2 separate regions of the Mus musculus genome follow, and region 1 is linked to region 2. Evidence: chromatin loops called from intact Hi-C (ENCODE). Cell type or tissue: left cerebral cortex. All regions are shown on one strand. Links, peaks and the distances in the headings refer to the core of each region. The heading gives the core; the rest is flanking DNA. Region 1 overlaps Igf1r (insulin-like growth factor I receptor). Region 2 overlaps Igf1r (insulin-like growth factor I receptor).

Region 1 (8,814 bases), core at 183-8,182, 50 kb after region 2:
GCTTATGATCACATTTATCTGTTATCTCTAAAAACACTTTGCAACATTCACACCACGTCTTGTGTTGAACAACTCTACTTGTAATGAGGTCCAGATGACCCTTGTTCAGTAGAAGCCCCCAGCACTCCCATGTATATATACACTAACATTCCATGTATGTGAAGAAATAAAGTTTTAGCACATGAATAATTTATTTTTACTTTCAAAAATTATAGGAGCATATATATGTGTGTGTGTATATATATAAAAGTGTGTATATAAATATATATATGCACACACATATATATGCCTATACATATGTATGTATATACACACACACAAGAATAAAGGTGATGTAACAGGAAAAAAAGAGAATAACAACTATGGCAATACCCACCAAAGCTCAACTATGAATATTTCTCTATTTCATTTTAAATGACACCATTTTAAATGACTTTTGCTGATTAATAAGGAGGAAAGTTATATCCCAGCATAGACACAAAAGCTTCAAGTAGTGAACAGCTAATCCCAGAGTGAAGAGGTGTAGGCTGAAGGAAGACGGGTGTTAAATATGCAAATGGAGTGTCTATTTATTGCTAATGCAGACACAAGGAGAACAAATCCCATGCAATGCACCAAGCGTTCTCACCAACATTTGCCTTCTCCAGAAGAGTCAACAAGCTTGACCATGCACACATAACCAGGAAACATGTGTGCTCTAGAAACACACACAGTCATAGAAAGCCAGAGCCAGGCTCACCTGAGACACCGCTCTGCAGAATGAGTAAGAAGGTCTGTTCCCCTTCCATTAGCATGGAAGCCAGGCTCTCTAGTCTGAGTGGGTACCAAGAAAGAATCTGCCCAGTGATGTTCTTCTACGCTCATCTCTCTCCATTACCTAACACCCGAGGAGAGGAGACCATTGAGAACGGATACTACTGTCAGAGGCTTTCATGAGTTTCATCAAAAAAGCAAAGGACACCTCTCAAGAAAGGCTGAGTGACAGCTTCCTTTCCCCTTTTCTTACTGTAGTATTCTTTGTTTGGACTGTTTCAAAGAATGGTAATCAGAAAACACAAGAAATGTGCCTTCTTACATAACACTATCAAACTGGGCAGGGACTCAGCATTCCCAAAACAGAATCTACATTTTGCAAAAAAGACTTAAAAAAAATTAAAAAAACAAAAGCAAAAAAAAAAAAAAACAAAAACAAAAACAAAAACAAACAAAAACCCTTCTCCAAGGAACCAGGGAGCAGGACCTGACATACTCTGGTGTCACAGTGATGCTATGTGGCCTTCCACACCTGGTCAAGACTGCCCTTGGCAGGCACCACATGTCTGCAGTGCCACAGCGTCACACACTCAGCTCAGCCGGAGACAGACAAGTACCATGTAAATGGTCAAAATGTTCAAGTCTCGCAGTAAATAATGGCACTTATATTACAGCTATCGTTATAAAAATCTGTAACACTTCAAGAGACCATTATGGAGCTATTAAAAAGATTTTTGCATTCAGTTTTCAAGATGACTTAGGCAGAATGCCACAGCTACAGTAATTACTTTATTTATCGCTGTGTAAACGGACCTTAATGCTTCATTTAAAGAGAAAAACCAATAGTGCTCCCATGCAATAGCCGAGCAAAGCATGGCAGCGAAGGCAGTGGTCCTGCCTGCAGACACTGGTCATCCTGGACGCCAAGTAAGACTTCACACACTGTGGGGCAGGCAGTTAGGCTGCTGGAAAAATGAGAAGCTAGCAAGGTTAGAATAATCTGTCAGACCAACTGTGGCTGAACCTCAGGTAGCCAGAGCAGATCGTTCTTTCATTTGTAGGCACTTATACATTTTAGATTTGACACAATATTACAAACAAAGAATGTAACAAGAAATTAGAAGTAGCTTGAAAATATTCATTTAGACCCAACACATTGTTTCAGACACTCAAAAAAGTTTTACAGAAAGAAAGGAAGGGAGGGAGGGAGGGAGGGAGGGAGGGAGGGAGAGAGAGGGAGAGAGAGAGAGAGAGAGAGAGAGAGAGAGAGAGAGAGAGAGAGAAAGGAAGGAAGGAAGAAAGGAAGAAAGAAAGGAAGAAAGGAAGAAAGGAAGAAAGAAAGAGAAATGAAAGTTAAAGCCTTGGGCTGATGGGATAGTGCCACCAAGCCTGATAACCTAAATTCAATTCTTCAGCTTCACATTGTGGAAGGAGTGAACAGACCGTCCTCTATTCTCCACATGTGTGCCCTGACATGTGTGCCCACACATATACACATAACACATGCACACTAAGTCAGTCGAATAAATTTAAATATTGTAGTTGTCATGGAAGTGGTTAATGAATCTGGTGACATACATGCCTAGCAACAATTTCCAGGTCCTTATTTGTGCTGGCAATTTCGCAAGGACACGAGCTATTTCTATAGTATCCCACTGCAATAGAAGACGTGTGCGTCAGACAAAGAAGGGAGGCTTCTACGGTGGCACAGGGGTCCGGTATTTTGCCACATCAAACTAAATCACAGGGGTGCTTTTGCATGCGCACCCACAGCTACCAAGAAATTGGAAAATATACAAAACAATTCAAATAATACACAGAAATAAGACTGTCGTTAAAATGACAGTGAACATCCAGGGAGTTAGGCTAGTACTCCAGTCCTTTCTAGGGTGCCCGAGTGCCACTCTGTATAAATAGAGCATGACTCTAAGTCACAAACACCTGCATCAAGATGCCAATGACAATGCTCCAATTCGGGCCAAGCTGGTTAGGCACTTTGCATCATGTTTTCCAGCTGTGAAAGGAGGAAATGCCACCTCTCCCTGTGTGTGTGCACACACCTACACACACATAATGGATGCTGTTAACAAAGATTATTCCATTGAGAGAACATATTAGTATATATGGAGTGATGTTGGAACAAGGACGAAAGTGCCGGTTGGTAAGAAATAGCCTTTTCTGAAGGAGAACCGTGCGCTGTCATGCTCCCTTTATATAAGCACTCAATTCCCTACAGCTTAATTGAAAGCAACTGTGCTCCATCAGCGTGCCATTACTCCAAATGCAGCATCCAATGGCAAGTAGCCATCTGTACATTTTTCTGCCTCCCATCCCACAATACAGTAAACGAAATTTACTCTCATATAATCGTATGTGGAAGACAATGGCTTAGAGAATTATACTTGACCCTGCTTCTGGAGGAGCAACAAGAAAAGTGGTCTAAAGAACTTCCCTGTAGTATACTGGGTTAGGGCTTCTTGAGCCTCTGGCAGGCTTCAACATCTCTGTGATTTACAGACATGAAAGCCTATCTCAAGGAACACCAATTTCAGACCCTGGTCTTTCTTCTGACCCAGCAACTCGAGGAGGAGCTCTGTGGATGGTAAGACTGAACCCCCATCCTAGGGCCACAGAGCATCTCTGCTGCAGCATATCTGCTTCCTGAGTGGGCATCTGATACCTAGCAGTCCCTTCTTGAGATGGGAGTGACTTCTGAGAAGAGCCATCAGCAAGCCAACAAAAACCATGACTCACTGAAGACAGCACATGGGCCTGGGGCAGAGCGACCAAGCTGGACTGCAGTGGGTGGTACTCATCGAAGAAGAATCGACTGCACAGGGGAACCTAAATAGAAAAGCAGTGAGAACACACATACATACTGTCTTGAATTTCAGTTTAATCTTTTAAATAGAACAGGGAAAAAAAAATCCACTGTTCTTGAGCACTAAATTTATATTCCAGAGGATTAGGGAAAAACAATGGGAGGCACAGAGCATGAATTTAGGAGTAAAAAAGATCACTCTGGAAACAGAACCCTGGGGTACACGTGGTGGGAACTATACAGAGACGGGCAGATGAAGGCTCATCACGGAGGGAGAGTCAGTGATCTGATACTGGCATCTGTTTCTAGGGGTGGGGGAGATGAAACCTTTAATGGCAACACACTAACAGGATGGGAACAACACACCTTTCCAAACTGTGAGGTCAACATGGGAACGAAGAAGAAAGTGTGAAATATATGACACGCTAGAAAGCAGGCATGCAAAAATATATTCATTGTCACAGTCAGCAAAGAAAGTCAGAATCTTCTGTTGAAAGATAAAACTGTCAATCGGGGGGGTGGGGGAGGGGGGAGGAGATGACCTAGCTCTCCTTAAAACAAACCTGAGACTCAGACAAAACAGACGAACAAGAAAGGTGCCAAATAGAGAGCTGAAGTTACAGAGGAAAGCAGACAAGTGTGGCAACTGATGGGTCAAACCCAACAAAGAGGGATGGTGTACACAACACAGACGTGGGGCACTGTGAGCAGGTGAGTCTGAGTGGGCAGAGGTTCTCAGGAGGAGCTGGAGAGTTGGCTCTGCAGTTCAGAGCACTAGTGGCTCTGTAGAGGACCAGGGTTTAGTTCCCAACACCCACATGCTGGCTTACCACTTGGCTACAGTTCCAGGGGGCTCCCTATCTTCTTTTGACTTCCATACTTCCATGGGTGCCAGACATGCATACAGTACATATACATATCATACATACATATATACACATACATACATACATACAGGCAAAACACATACACAAAAATAAGTAAATGTAGATTGTTTTTTAAAGCATTCTTAAAGTGAAAAAAAAAATCACACAATTACAGAGATACTTGAACATTTTTCTCCAGTTGACAGTTAACAACAAACAAGGACTTGAAAATAATGCAACCAGTTAAGTCTGATTTACTAAATTGGAAAACGAAACCTCTATTTAAAACAAAAACAAAAAAACAAAACAAACAAAAAATCTGACTTGATTTAAAAATTAACTATGTTCTTGGACTCAAGTCAGCCTCAGTAAGTTCCCTCAGAGAGGTTTCAGAGGTACATGCAGCGATCATAACAGAATATCCAAAGGTAAATTAAAGAGAAACTTGGCCACAAACGTCTAAACAACCTCAGAATCAAAGGCCAAGCAGGCAACTGAAACAAACAAAGGTGCAGAGTACAGCTGTCCTCCAACAAACTTTCCGACTGGATGCCACTGTTTGGGGAAACAAGATGGATGGTCAATTTAATAAGCCCTGGTCAAAAGTAATATATATACCCACCACAATCAAAACACAAGGTAACTAAAAGGTTAGTGTAACGAGTCCTTTAACGATAGCAAGTCACACGGGCCTCTATAAAGCTTGATCAGGAAAGAACAAGAGCCCAAGTGTTCATGAGGAACGGGATAGTATCATGTATAGCACAGGTATTAATAACAACAGTGCAAGTGCACTCCCTCTGGACAATGAACTTAAACTTGAGATACACTGATTACCCAGGAAGCAGGAAAAAGTAAAAAATAAAAAAAGGGGGGCCAGCTAAGAACCCCGATACACCCAGAAGCACTTTTCCTTGCCCTTTCGGATTTCTGAAACAGCATCTCACACTATAGCCAGACTCATCTCTAATTCACTATCTTCAAGTCGCAGCCTGTAGCCTACTTCCTAGCCTGTGCCCCACACAACCTTTCTTTAAAAGTTTAGGGGGGTCTGGCAGCAAGGGCTTTTAGTCTCAGCACTCAGGAGACAGTGGTAGGTGGACCTTTGAGTTTGAGACCAGCTTAGTCTACAGGGCAAGTTCCAAGACAGCCAGGGCTACACAGAGAAACCCTGAAAAGGTTTAAGAGGGCTGAAGGAGGGCTCATTGGTAAAAAATAGATTTTATTCTTCCAGAATCTTGCAGTTTGCTACAGTTAATATTTAAAAATCAGATATTTTCTACATTCTAGAAATAATTATAGATTCTAGGAAAAAAATTCTTCTTAAATCATATGAAAAAAAATATAACCCTAACAGCAAAATAGTAAGAATTACAGACCCATCTCAAAACTGCTATTATAAAACATTAAATATTAGCAACAATTATGGTTTATTCAGGAACGCAAAGATGACTCAGTATTTCAAAATCTAATCAATATAAATTATGCCACAAAATAAAAGCAAGAGCTCACAATTACATTGTGTCAAAAGGCATTTAATGAAATGCATCAGCTTCTCTCAATTAAAATTAGAACAGGAATGGACACAACAGCCTTAGATGGAATACACTGTTACTGACTAAAACTCAGAGTGTCCATTGCTTAAGCACAGAAGGTTCTTATTTGAACCAGTACAGTGAGTACCCTTATCTACAAACACAAAAGCAACAGTAAACAGACAAGGTTGAATATGTAGTCATTAACAAGAGAATTTAATATCATCTTGTTTAGGAGCAAAGGGAAACAGATTAATGATATTTGCCCATCGATATAAGATAGCTAATTAAGAATCATTCATGAAAATCATGAACTTCTATAATTTAGAATCTTATTTAAATATTTGCAATGGACAAGTGATCTATACATCAAGAAAAATTAATTAAAACTATACAAAACACTGTTAAGAACTATCCTTTATATAATATCATGAGCTCCCTTTTAAAAAACCTAGGCCCAATATATTGGATGCATGTATTTATTTTTACATGCTGAGAGGAAAAACAAAGACCAAGGACAGTATGTTTTCCACCTGTATATTACCCACTCCCCAGCACACAATGTTTGGATCACTTAATCTATGATCTGAGCTCTATGTATGATAATCAAGACATCTACCAGTGAGTCACACACCTAGATCACCTGAAGTACTAAACTGTTTGTGTGTGCGTGCCTGCGTGTGTGTGTGTGTGTGTGTGTGTGTGCGTGCGTGCATGCATGTATGTGTAAGTTTTTATTTACTTTGCTCTGTTTTTCTGAGCTAGGTCTTGTCAAGCATCCCTGGATGGGCTCCAGGATTCCATCCTTGTTCAAGTTCCCCACATGCTGGGATTACAGGCTCTTGTAAGCAGAGACCAGATACACCTGCATTTGCACAAACAGCTAATGACCGACTGGTCGACATATTGGTGAATATATACAGAGTACCTCGGAGGCATACAAAACTTTGAAAACAATCGCCCCGTGGATAATTTATCAGAAGGGGAGGCAGGAAACACCCTGCGATGGCTGCTTCAGGTCAGCTTGGATTTCGATCCTGACTACACTTAGCCTATGGGAAGGGGATGATGATGGCCAGTCCTTACTGGCCTGTTGAGTAAGGATGAAACGTTTACACCTAGTGTTAAACCCAGTCATTACTGGTATATTTTATTATTAGCTCATTCTTCTAAAAAAAAAAATAATGGCAGAAAGAAGGATTTTCAACTACCCCACTGTGGGTTTCCAAGGCCCTGCCTGTCAGCAGCTACATCCACAGCATGTGCTACTTCCCAATATAGTTGGGTGGGTGTTTGGGTGGTTGCTTCCAGCTCCCAGACTGAGGCAGCTGGTAGGTGAGCTGAGGGTCTCCCCAAAGCTTATCACCACTATCCCACCAACCCTCGGCTTCTAATTGGCACTTTAGAAACTGCAACTTCTCTCAATACTTACAGGCAGACTGCTGGCAGGGACATCCTGGAGATGACTCAAGACTTGAAGAATGAGAAAGGGCACAGGAGGCACTAAAGGAGGCCTCTATGTCCAAAGCCCCCGGGACAGGAATAGAGTGGAACAGAAACCACAAGGGAGCTCATGCTACGTCTTTTTTTCTTTAAGGGAAAGAAAAAAAATGTCCACACACAGTCACCTCCATGTCCACCTCCACGTCCTGATACTCATCCAATGTAATGTGCTGATAACATTATTAATTAAGAACGAAATATGAAGTAGAAAACCATCAACAGAGATAGGTAAAGGAGTTAAGTTATACACTGTAAATGGCTTTGAATTCCTATCAAAGGAAAGTCAAGGCTTTCGTAAGAAATGAAAGGTTCTTAAAAATGACAGAAACATTGCAGTATCAAACAGAGATTGTTCCAAAAGTGAAAGGGGCCAAGCAGTGCCCAGCAACTACATCCTTTTAAGAAAGACAAACTGGAGAACAAGAAGAAACAAAACATCCGGCGATCCTGACGTTATCACTTCTCTACAGCAGAAAGGCCTCCTGCTCACGTTTTCCAAGCTATGTGCTTTGTGATCCAAATAATATTATACAAGGAAATAAAACCATCTGTGAGGAACATTAATTCACCATGGCTTGGCTACCACGGAATTCTTCTCAATCTCTCCGCAGATAACTTTAAAACTAAATGAACTAAGCCAAAAGTAGCTGGGGTGTGTGTGTGTGTGTGTGTGTGTGTGTGTGTGTGTGTGTGTGTGAGAAATTCAATTAACTTTATAACTGCACTTTTGAGAGTGAAGCCACATTTTCTATAAGGGGGATATATCAAAATTTCCCTGGTTCTCTAACCTAGACACATTCCTGATCTCACCTGAATTTCTACTTCATTAGTTTTTTCTTCTGAAATATTAGCTACTGTTGTTGAATAATGGATCACTTCTAATAATTAAAAACAATCCGTTTTATATTTATCACTATCACCTGTGCAACACAACTCACCTGAGACACGTTTAGAGGATAACAGTTAAGTTCCCCTCACTAACTAATACTACGACAAACATCTCAATGGAAACAATTGCAAAGACAGCCGCCCTCGCTCACTACAACAGCCCCATGCCCCGAGTCTTCCTAGTTTTGTGTCCTGTTTTTTATATAAAACTAACATGGTTTGGGTTCAGGCAATAGCCATAAATGCCAACAGTCTACAGATGGATGAAATCACGGACTGACATGGGGAGGGGATGTCTGAGAGAGCCACCACTGAGACCTGTCTGAGCAGTCATCTGAATGGGTTTGGGGCTCCTCAGCTCAGTACCCAAAGAACCAACAGTATACACAATTCTCCAGGGAAGAAAGCTAAGAGCACACCAACTGACAGGCGCTATAAATGTAGACAG
Region 2 (8,814 bases), core at 484-8,483:
AACCAACCAACTTGTTAAGATGCATCCTCCAAGCACAACTAAGCTGGCTATAGAGGCTATTCTGCATTCTGCATCTGGTCCCCTGGACTGCTCAGGCTTAGGGTGAGGGAAGAAACATGACTTAAGCCATTACCCTTATTCTGTGGGCATTTGAAGTGGCTGCCAGGCACGTGACACCAACTGTTCCAATTGGTTCACAATGACATCACTTTATTATTCAACTCTGTTTGCATTTCAGTCTCCTCCTTTTTCGGGGGACTTGAGGCCAATCCTGGCCAAGTCACTTTAGAAGAGAAAGAAGCCAGTCTTAGGTAGTCATGAAGTGCCAAGTGTCTTTTGTGTCTCCTAGCCTAGTTTGTAAGCCGGGAACTGGTGACATAAAGGGCTCTGTCAACAGCGCCCGGGTGTGCTGCTTCCCTCGCAGCGGGAGAGGGAGATTGGGAACCCAGTAGAAGGTGGCGGTTCGGCCTTGGGTAGGTCCCAACTGACCAAGTTCAATAAAATCCCTGAGAGTTTGTTTTCAATTGGGTAAGAAAACTATAAAATGGAAACCGCATGCGAGCTTACGCTGGAACCTCATTTAAAGCACTTGTACTTCCAAAAAAAAAAAAAAAAATGCAGAAAACATTTCTAATTTAGTCAAGCGCACTCTTCTTTCCTCGAGCAATTAGTCTTAATTCATGTCACCTAACTACTATTTCTGCATTAAGCAACGTGACCTCTAGAACCTACAGTAACCCCCTTTCTGATGGTGAAAGTCAATTATTCTGATTTTTTTCATCTTCACACAATAAGTTACCAGAGAATAAACTAACTTCAAAAAAGCATTACAGTGTCATGTGTGTTCGCCTGTTGATATGTGCACACATTCATGGCACCTGTGGGTCTGTATCCAGCTCTTCTACTGTGCCTGTCTCTCAATTTTGCAGCTCAACCTAGAGATCACCAAGTGGCCAGCGAGCTCCATGGATCAGCCCGTTTCTGCCCTCCTCTGTACTAAGATTACACGCAATCATGCTGAGCCTCTAAGAACATGGCCGCTCATGGTCTGAACTCGGATCCTCCACCTAGCATGGCAAACATGTTAGGAACGGGGCCATTTCCTCAACACAAAGGAAAAAGGCTTCCTCATGGGAGAGAATGACTGGATGGGCGAGTAGACAGATGAAAATGGACTTTTCACACCAACTGGTTAGAGACCCTGTTGCTTCCAGGCACAAAGCACACCAGTTTCTAGTATCAGTGGGTTGAAATGCATGTTTAAGCTCTCTCATCCTTACTTGGCTCTTGACAGGAAACTTTTATGGTTGAACTTTATTCTGTAGAAATGCAGTGGCATTAACCAAGCACACAAAGCCAACTCAAGCCTAAAGTGTGCCCATGACTCCAACCCTACACTCATTGGTTCTTGCCAGAGGCAACACGAAACAGTGTATAGACTCAGAACTCTGCCCAGGCCTGTGAGGCAGGGCCAGGGCTACACACCTTGCAAACACACAGCAGGCTCTGCCCAAGGAGCGTTCACTAGGTAACTATCAGGGTGGCTCAAGGGCTGTACGACAGACAGACCCTGCACAGGCAGGGAAAGTTTCCTGGAGACCTACCATCTATTTTCTTGTAATCTCAACTGATGTGTTCTGCCAAGTCAACTATTATTTATCATTTATAAAGCAGCTCCTATTGGCAGCATACTCTGCATATGTTTCAGCACTTCATAAACCCTCCACGGTATAATCGCTTGTGGAGGAGACTGGGTTGCCTGGAGCTGGAATACAGACCCACACGCATGTGAGCCCGTGTAAATGCACACATGACCGTTCCCTACCGCTCTTTCACGAGTCATGTCTTGGCTCTGTAGGCCGAGTATCTATAACTAAAGCTCTCTACAGGTGTCAAATCAAGCAATCTTGGTCCTCTCAGATGTCAGCTAATGGCTTAGAGCCCCCCCCCCCTAACAGTTCTATTTGCATTGCTAACCAAGGCTATCCACCTTAGTATCATCATCAGTGCAAGAGAAGCCAAACTGCACACGAAGACCTGGAGAGCACTTCAGAGCACACATCCGACCTCTTCCTCATCCGAGTACCTAGCAAGCCAGTTTTCCTTCCTCTCCTGTCTCCAGAAGAAGTTCCAACTCCACCTCGGAGCAAAGCAGCAGCTGCAGTGACTAGCAGTGACTATGCCTTTGTGACTGCGTATCACTCATCCAATTCACAGACTACTTAGCATCGACTTGTATACACTTTGCCCAAGAATAAATATTTATATTCCCGAAACACAGTCGATCGAGAGCAGCTGATACAGGGCTGGAGATGACAGAGGCAGCAAACACAAACAAGTAAGACCTCCAGGAGTGTGAGGGACAGGGCTAGAGACAAAGTAAACAGAGGCCACAAGATCCTAGGCGCTAGGTGGGGGCTACTGGTACGTAAGGGCTGCTGGAAAGAAGAGTCCTCCGGGGACTGGCTCCCACAAAGGCTGCCCAATCTCAAGTGGTCAGCTCTGGGCGCTTGTCTAGATGGCAATGCTGCGTGGACTCAGTGGGTTATGTATGCGTGTGTACATGCACATGCTAGGATAATAATTAAAAATAAGAGGTCATGAGTTTGGGAGGTTGGAGTTTGCTCATGGGAGCAACTGGAAGTGGGGGGCAGAGAAAGGGCTGGGAGTGACACAGGTGTAGTTCTTGTGTATGGTCTAAAGATTAAATTAGAGTTAGGGAAAAAAAAACCCCACAGGAATTGGGAAGAGTGATTCCCAAGCCACTGACACAGCACAGCACTGCTTGCCTGTGGAGGTGCTCCTGTGCCATCCTCCCTAATCTTTATGTTGCACATCTTAAGAGTGGTCTGTTTGTGTATCCTCTCATGCATGTATCTCCTCAGCGTTCTCATCCACGAATGCTTACAGGTGACGTTAGCATCAGCAGTTGGAGAACAAGATACACTGGAAAGAAAACATTGTACCCTGATTTGCACCGGGAAGAGGAGAAAGGGAACACGCTAAGCATATAAACATGTTAACGGTCAAGTAGAGTCCAAATCAGATCTTGCCACTCTTCAAACTGAAGGTCTGTGATACTTAAAAGGGGGAAAAAACCCATTGAAATGCAGAAGGCAGAGACCATCACTCAAAGATACTCATCGCTTGGAGGTCAGTTTATATTTGGAACAGTGACTTGGGATTGGCCAACCATCACTCATGCCATTAAAGTAATATTTCAGTTTCAACTGTTTTACATGCATTTAGCATGTAGACGTATTCAATTTATAGTTGTAAACGGTCTACAAGTGTAAGAAGCCGATACCCAAGCTTCGAATTTGTAGGTGTTTAAGTCTAAGTCCCAATTCATACCGGCACTACAGGTCAGCAAGTGTATGGTTTTTAACTTTAAGAGGGCGCTCAATAAACTCGGATAGAAAATCTGGGAGCACCAGGCCTTGTTGTGAAGCTACTTTCAAGGCGATGATCCTCATCGCCAGGAGGAAGTTGGTTTATACCCATCATAGTTCCTTTAACACAAGCAATGCAGAATGGCCTTCACAAGTGTCTCCTCTAAAATGACTGTTTAAATTGTGTTGTTTCAAAAAGAGGACATCCACGAGCCGCATGTTTCCATTATCCCTTGGAACTGGAGCTACAGGCAGTCAAGGGCTTCCTTACTTGGGTGCTGGGACACAACTCTGGCCCTCATGGTAGAACAGCAAGCCCAGCAACCTTTCTAGTTCCAGGATTAGGTCTTAACTTTCGTGGTCTCTTGATGGCACACAGAAATTGTCTAGAAGTCAGAGGCTATGTACGGGTGGATGATGTACACCCAGTCGCCCTCCAAGCAAGCCAAATATGAAAGCAATTTTTTTTTTCAAAAATAAAATAGCACCACACTGCTCTCCCACCAGGCGTGTAGAGATTTTCCCCAACAAAATATGACACACATCATATCTATGATTGCTTCTAAATGAAGAAGTCTTTAAAAGTTTTAACTTCTTAAGGGCCAAATATCAATGGATATATTCCATATAAATAAAAATTCATCAGATTTGTCTTCACCTATTTTGGTTGCTGTAACCAAATCCATCAACCAACCAACTAACCAACCAATCAACCAACCAACCAACCAACCAACCAACCAACCAACCAACCAGGTAGTCTCTGTCTTGTTCCAGTCCCATTTTCCTGGTGCACAAAAGGACTGATTTTACTTGTTAGAAGGTTATCGGGCAATTCTCTGTGTCTCTCTTACAAGGGTACTAAGCATTCTCAGGAGGGTTCAATCTTTATGGCCCAATCACTCCCCTTCGCCCCAAAACAATGTCTTGATGACCTTCCAACACAGTCATGGCAGATTATGGTCTGTAGGCTTTACTGGTGCCAAGGGCTCCTGAGAATACAACACCAAAGTGATCTCATCCCAAGAAGGATGCTTCAGACAGACAGTCCCACATGCTTTCCTCTACTCCTGGCTCATCCCCTGTATTCCATACATCTATATCCCCCGTCCCTCTTAGCTCTCCTCTGAGTGGCAAAGAGGCATCTCCGACTTAACGAGATGCAAGGCAGAGTTCTAGCTCCATCTGCCATCCCCACCACACACCTCCCAAACAAACCTACTCCCTTCCTCCTGCCAGCTCGGGAACGGGCAACTTCACTTCTCGTTTCATCTAAGCCAAATGCCTGAATCATCCTTTATCCCTCTTTGCCCCACCTGCAAGATTTCACAAGTCCCTAAATATTCCTGAATCTATCTACTCTTAGTTACTGTAACTGATGGGTGCAGTTCTCAACAAGGAACTCTTCTGTCCCGGCACTACCTGCATCCAGCCATGTCTAGATACATTTTTCAATTGTGTCTGCGTAGACAAGGGGTAGATGTACCACCAGTATCTAGCAGGAAGATGCATAGACAAGGGGTAGATGTACCACCAGTATCTAGCAGGAAGAGGCCAGGGATATTGATAGACATTCTATAATGCACACAGCAGCTCCTATCATCAAAGACTGTCCAGCTCAAAATGTCAATGGCATTGAGAAACTGAGCTCTATTCCAAGCCAGTAGAATCTCTCCAAAAAAACCTTCTCAAAACAACTTCCTAACTGTTTTCCCTGATTTTTCACTCTTAATTGCTCTGCTCGATGAAAACAACTAAAGTTATCAGCAGAAATACAGAGTGTGACCCACTAGAGTGCTTTGTCTTGTGTCATGGCCTGTAGGCCCTTGCCTACTCCACTGGCCCCCGGCCAGCTCCTACATTCTCATCCCACCAAATTCCTACGTCAGAGCCCTAAGCCCTCAGGTGACTCTGCTAGAGACAGACTCTACGGTAGTAACTGAAGGTTAAGTGAGCCCGTAAGGAGGAACTGAGCCTTGTAATGGTTGGTGCCTTCATGAAAGACACACGGAAGCTTGCTCTCTCATCCACTCTGCTGTGAAGCTTGCTCTCCCATCCACTCTGCTGTGAGAAGATGGCCATCCACACAGAAAAAGGACCTCACTGGAATTTGACCTTGCTGGAACTCTGATCTTGGCCTCATAGTTCTAGGACTTTGAGAAAAGAAACGTCAGCAGCTTAAGCCACCCAGGCTGTGGTACTTTGTTGTGAAAGCTTGGACTAATACATTCAACCTTGCTACCTTGCCAAGTTCCAGTTCACTGGCCATCAGTCCACTTACACCACAGCCCTTGCCCTCCCTCTTCTGAACTGCCATTAGCTGACCCCTAATAACCCCTAGTCAAAATGCCACCCTCCCCAGGAGGGACTGTGTTACTCCATCCTTCCTGGATTTTGAGGACAGCCCCATGGTTGGCATTAACCAAGCTGCCTACCCTCTTTGCTTACTGGTCTCCTTGACCCAGTGCAGAAACCTCTCAGTCTTGCCCCTTGTCGAATCAGGATAAGATAATCTGTGTGGCTTATATCTCTTAAACTCAAAACAAGGAAAGGTAGGGGGTCTGTGAACATGCTTTGCCCCATGACCCAGTTCCCTCTGCCGCTTCTCCAAAGAGAGCTACCATACTTATGCCTACCTTAGTTTCCCAAGAGCCCATCCAGGGCAGGAGGGAATCATTACATGTAACATCTAGAATGAGTACTTCCTTATATTCTTTCACTTTAGGGAGCAGCAAAGGTTCAAGGTTACGGTAAAGTACAGGTATGGGGGCATCACCCTGATATGATGAAGCACCAAGGAACTCCCCAATGTTAACTATCTAGCCACAGAGCAGGTAAGGGTATGCTCCAGTTAGTTTTACGAGGTCAACTCTGAACAGAGGAAACAAAAGCAAGCAGTAAAGGACTATGAGGCACGTGGGTTTGTGCTGTGTACAGCCGAGCAGTCACAGATGCCTCACTAAGGAGGTGGCATGGGGACTAAGAGTGACTGGAGTTAGCCATGGGAAATTCAGGCAAAAAGCAAGGAAGGTCTCTCTGAACTGGTGAGGAACAGCAGTCGTCAGTCAGTATTACTGTCCGTTATTTCTCTACACTGGCCCCAGGCAGGTGCTTTTGAATGACTGGCTGTTTGCAAAGGGAAGTCCAGATACAGATGGCCGAATGAGGGGCCACGAGCCTGTGCAGGACATACAGATAATGGAACAGGAACCTTGCAATGCTGAGACCTACTACGTGACGGGTGCTTAACAGCTTTTGAGGTTAACGGTGGGAATTTCTGAGAGAATCCCAAAGAGAGCTAGCTGGTTGCTTGAGGCCAACAAGGGCAAGGCTTATAAGTCAGGGGCACCCCAGAAAGGAGGCACACCCCAGAAAGGAGGCAGCTTCTAAGAAAGAGGAAAAGAGAGAAAGCAGGCAAGCCTGAGAAATCAGGCTTGGGTGGCCTGAAAAGGCAGACCATGATGTGTGTGGTGGGAAAGCAGGGCAGGACTCCTCCTCCTTCTGGAGGAATACATGTGCTGGCACTGGGACATCCAGCTTCAACCCCAGGAGCCCAGGCCCAGCATGACCTCCTAACGCACTGTTTAGTAGACAGGGTAGAGCCTTTAAGAATGGTGGCTCGATGGAGGCCCTGTCCCATCCTCCAAGATGTCTAAAGGGGGTGGGACTGGCTAAGTCCCTCCTTCTCTTCCTCACCCCCTCCACATCCAACCTCCTCCAAAAACATCAAATATTTTCTTCCATAAATAATTGCAACAGGATGCCATTGCTTTCCTCAAAGAAACAATGGCCTGATTGTGCCCTGTCCGACACGGGCCCAGCCCCAGCACACACAAAGGGTGGCTTTCAGAAGCCCTGCTGTAGAGAATGGGGGTACACCTCCTTTCTTCTCTTCTGTACCAAGTCCACTGCCCTCCACCAGGAAAGGACATCAGGAAGGGGCTGCTACCACAGGAATAATTCCCATCAGAGGACAGCTATCATTCACCTGCCTTTAGATTGCCCTTTGGCCACCTCTAGAAAGTTCTTCGTTCTGGTGAACAGAAGAGCACCTATTGGCTCTAAAATCCAACACACACACACATACAGTTTTAGGCTGGAGATATCTATAATTTTTTTTTCTAATTTTCAAACTTATTTGAAATTGTCATTAATTAACTTTTAAAATATTTGAAATCCTAGCATTCAGGAGGCAGAGGCTGGACAATTGCCCCACATTTGAGGCCAGTCTGGTATACACTGCAAGTTTAGGTCAGCCAGGCCTATGTAGTGAGCTCCTGTCTCAAAAAAAAAATACATAAGTAAATAAAAATTATAAATAGATAATAAAATAGTCCCATTTTACGTGTACATCTTCAGTTTCACAATTTGAGATAAAGTGAATACAGATATTTTCATTCAGTATCTGTGGTAGTGCCAACACTGGATGCTCACACAGGCTCATGCATGTGAACATCTGGTCCCCGTGGCTGGCACAGTTTGGGAAGGTTATGGAACCTTTAGGAGGTGGAGTCTTGCTGGAAGAAGTGAGCTAAGCCACTGGGTGCAGACTCGGAGGCTGATAGCTGGGCCCCACTTCCTGTCCGCTCTCCTGTTTCTTCACCCCACTCCACTTCCTAAGTACAGGAAGCGCTTCATCTAGCTTCCTGCCCCTGCCACCACAGCATCCCAGATTAATTCCATGGAAACTCTAAGTCAAAATAAGCCCTTTATTACTTAAGTTGTTTTTGTAACACTAATCAAGTGTGTTTCTTGGTTAAAAAGGACAGGCTGGACTAAAGGATTCAATTTCAGCACTTAAGGGGCTGGAGAGATGAGAGAGCCTGCTGCTGGGGCTGTGGGCTGGGATAAGTTGAGGCCCGAGTTTAGTTCTCAGCACCCATGTTTGGTTCCCAACATTCCATGTTCACCCCAGGCCTCCAAGGGCCTCCACACACATAGATATACCCACCCTGAGATATTCGCATGCATATAAATAAACATAAAATAAATATTTAAAGAACCCATCACTTTGCAGCCATGGCTTGACAAACAGGCTCTTTGGTGTCTTCCTCACATAGGTGCAAGAGGAACTCAGGCAGGGGTGTTGAGTTTTTGGATTTTGCACTTATTTATTTATTTATTGGTGGTACTCTCTGTTTATTGGGGGAGTTGTGGTGGGTTGCCATTTGTAACATTTCCATTAAAGATGTTAAAAGGCTGCCTTCCCATTTTCAAAGACTCAGACTGATCACTCTCCCAGCCAGAGGCTTCTGTCAGCTACTAAAGGGTTCCTTTCCCTTCTATTTTATGGCCTTTCTCCCATCCACTTCTGCTTTGTTCTTTTAATTAAAATGAAATGTAGGCCCTCCATGGCTGAGATGCTAATAAGGCCCCTGAAAGTCATCTGTGAGCACATCCACTCTTGTTTAAAGAGCCATGTAAA

The links. Peaks named below come from ENCODE experiments on the same cell type or tissue, not always from the same donor. Only the 100,000 strongest peaks of a DNase experiment are listed, where the experiment ranks them.
Region 1: a loop joins it to region 2, with 3 times the contacts of the local background. A loop is called at or near these places in 3 of 42 quality-filtered maps.

The regions. Positions count from the first base shown.
Region 1 is chr7:68,043,449-68,052,262 of GRCm38, reverse strand. All of the region lies in intron 2 of Igf1r (insulin-like growth factor I receptor), which reads right to left. Among named protein-coding and RNA genes, the nearest start is that of Gm51488, 89 kb to the left of the region's middle. In left cerebral cortex, for the core only: no CTCF peak of the experiment used is centred there; DNase peaks (open chromatin) are centred at 2,812, 2,906, 3,526, 7,312 and 1 more place; H3K27ac peaks cover 2,849 bases.
Region 2 is chr7:68,094,086-68,102,899 of GRCm38, reverse strand. All of the region lies in intron 2 of Igf1r (insulin-like growth factor I receptor), which reads right to left. Among named protein-coding and RNA genes, the nearest start is that of Gm51488, 39 kb to the left of the region's middle. In left cerebral cortex, for the core only: no CTCF peak of the experiment used is centred there; DNase peaks (open chromatin) are centred at 2,285 and 4,617; H3K27ac peaks cover 1,394 bases.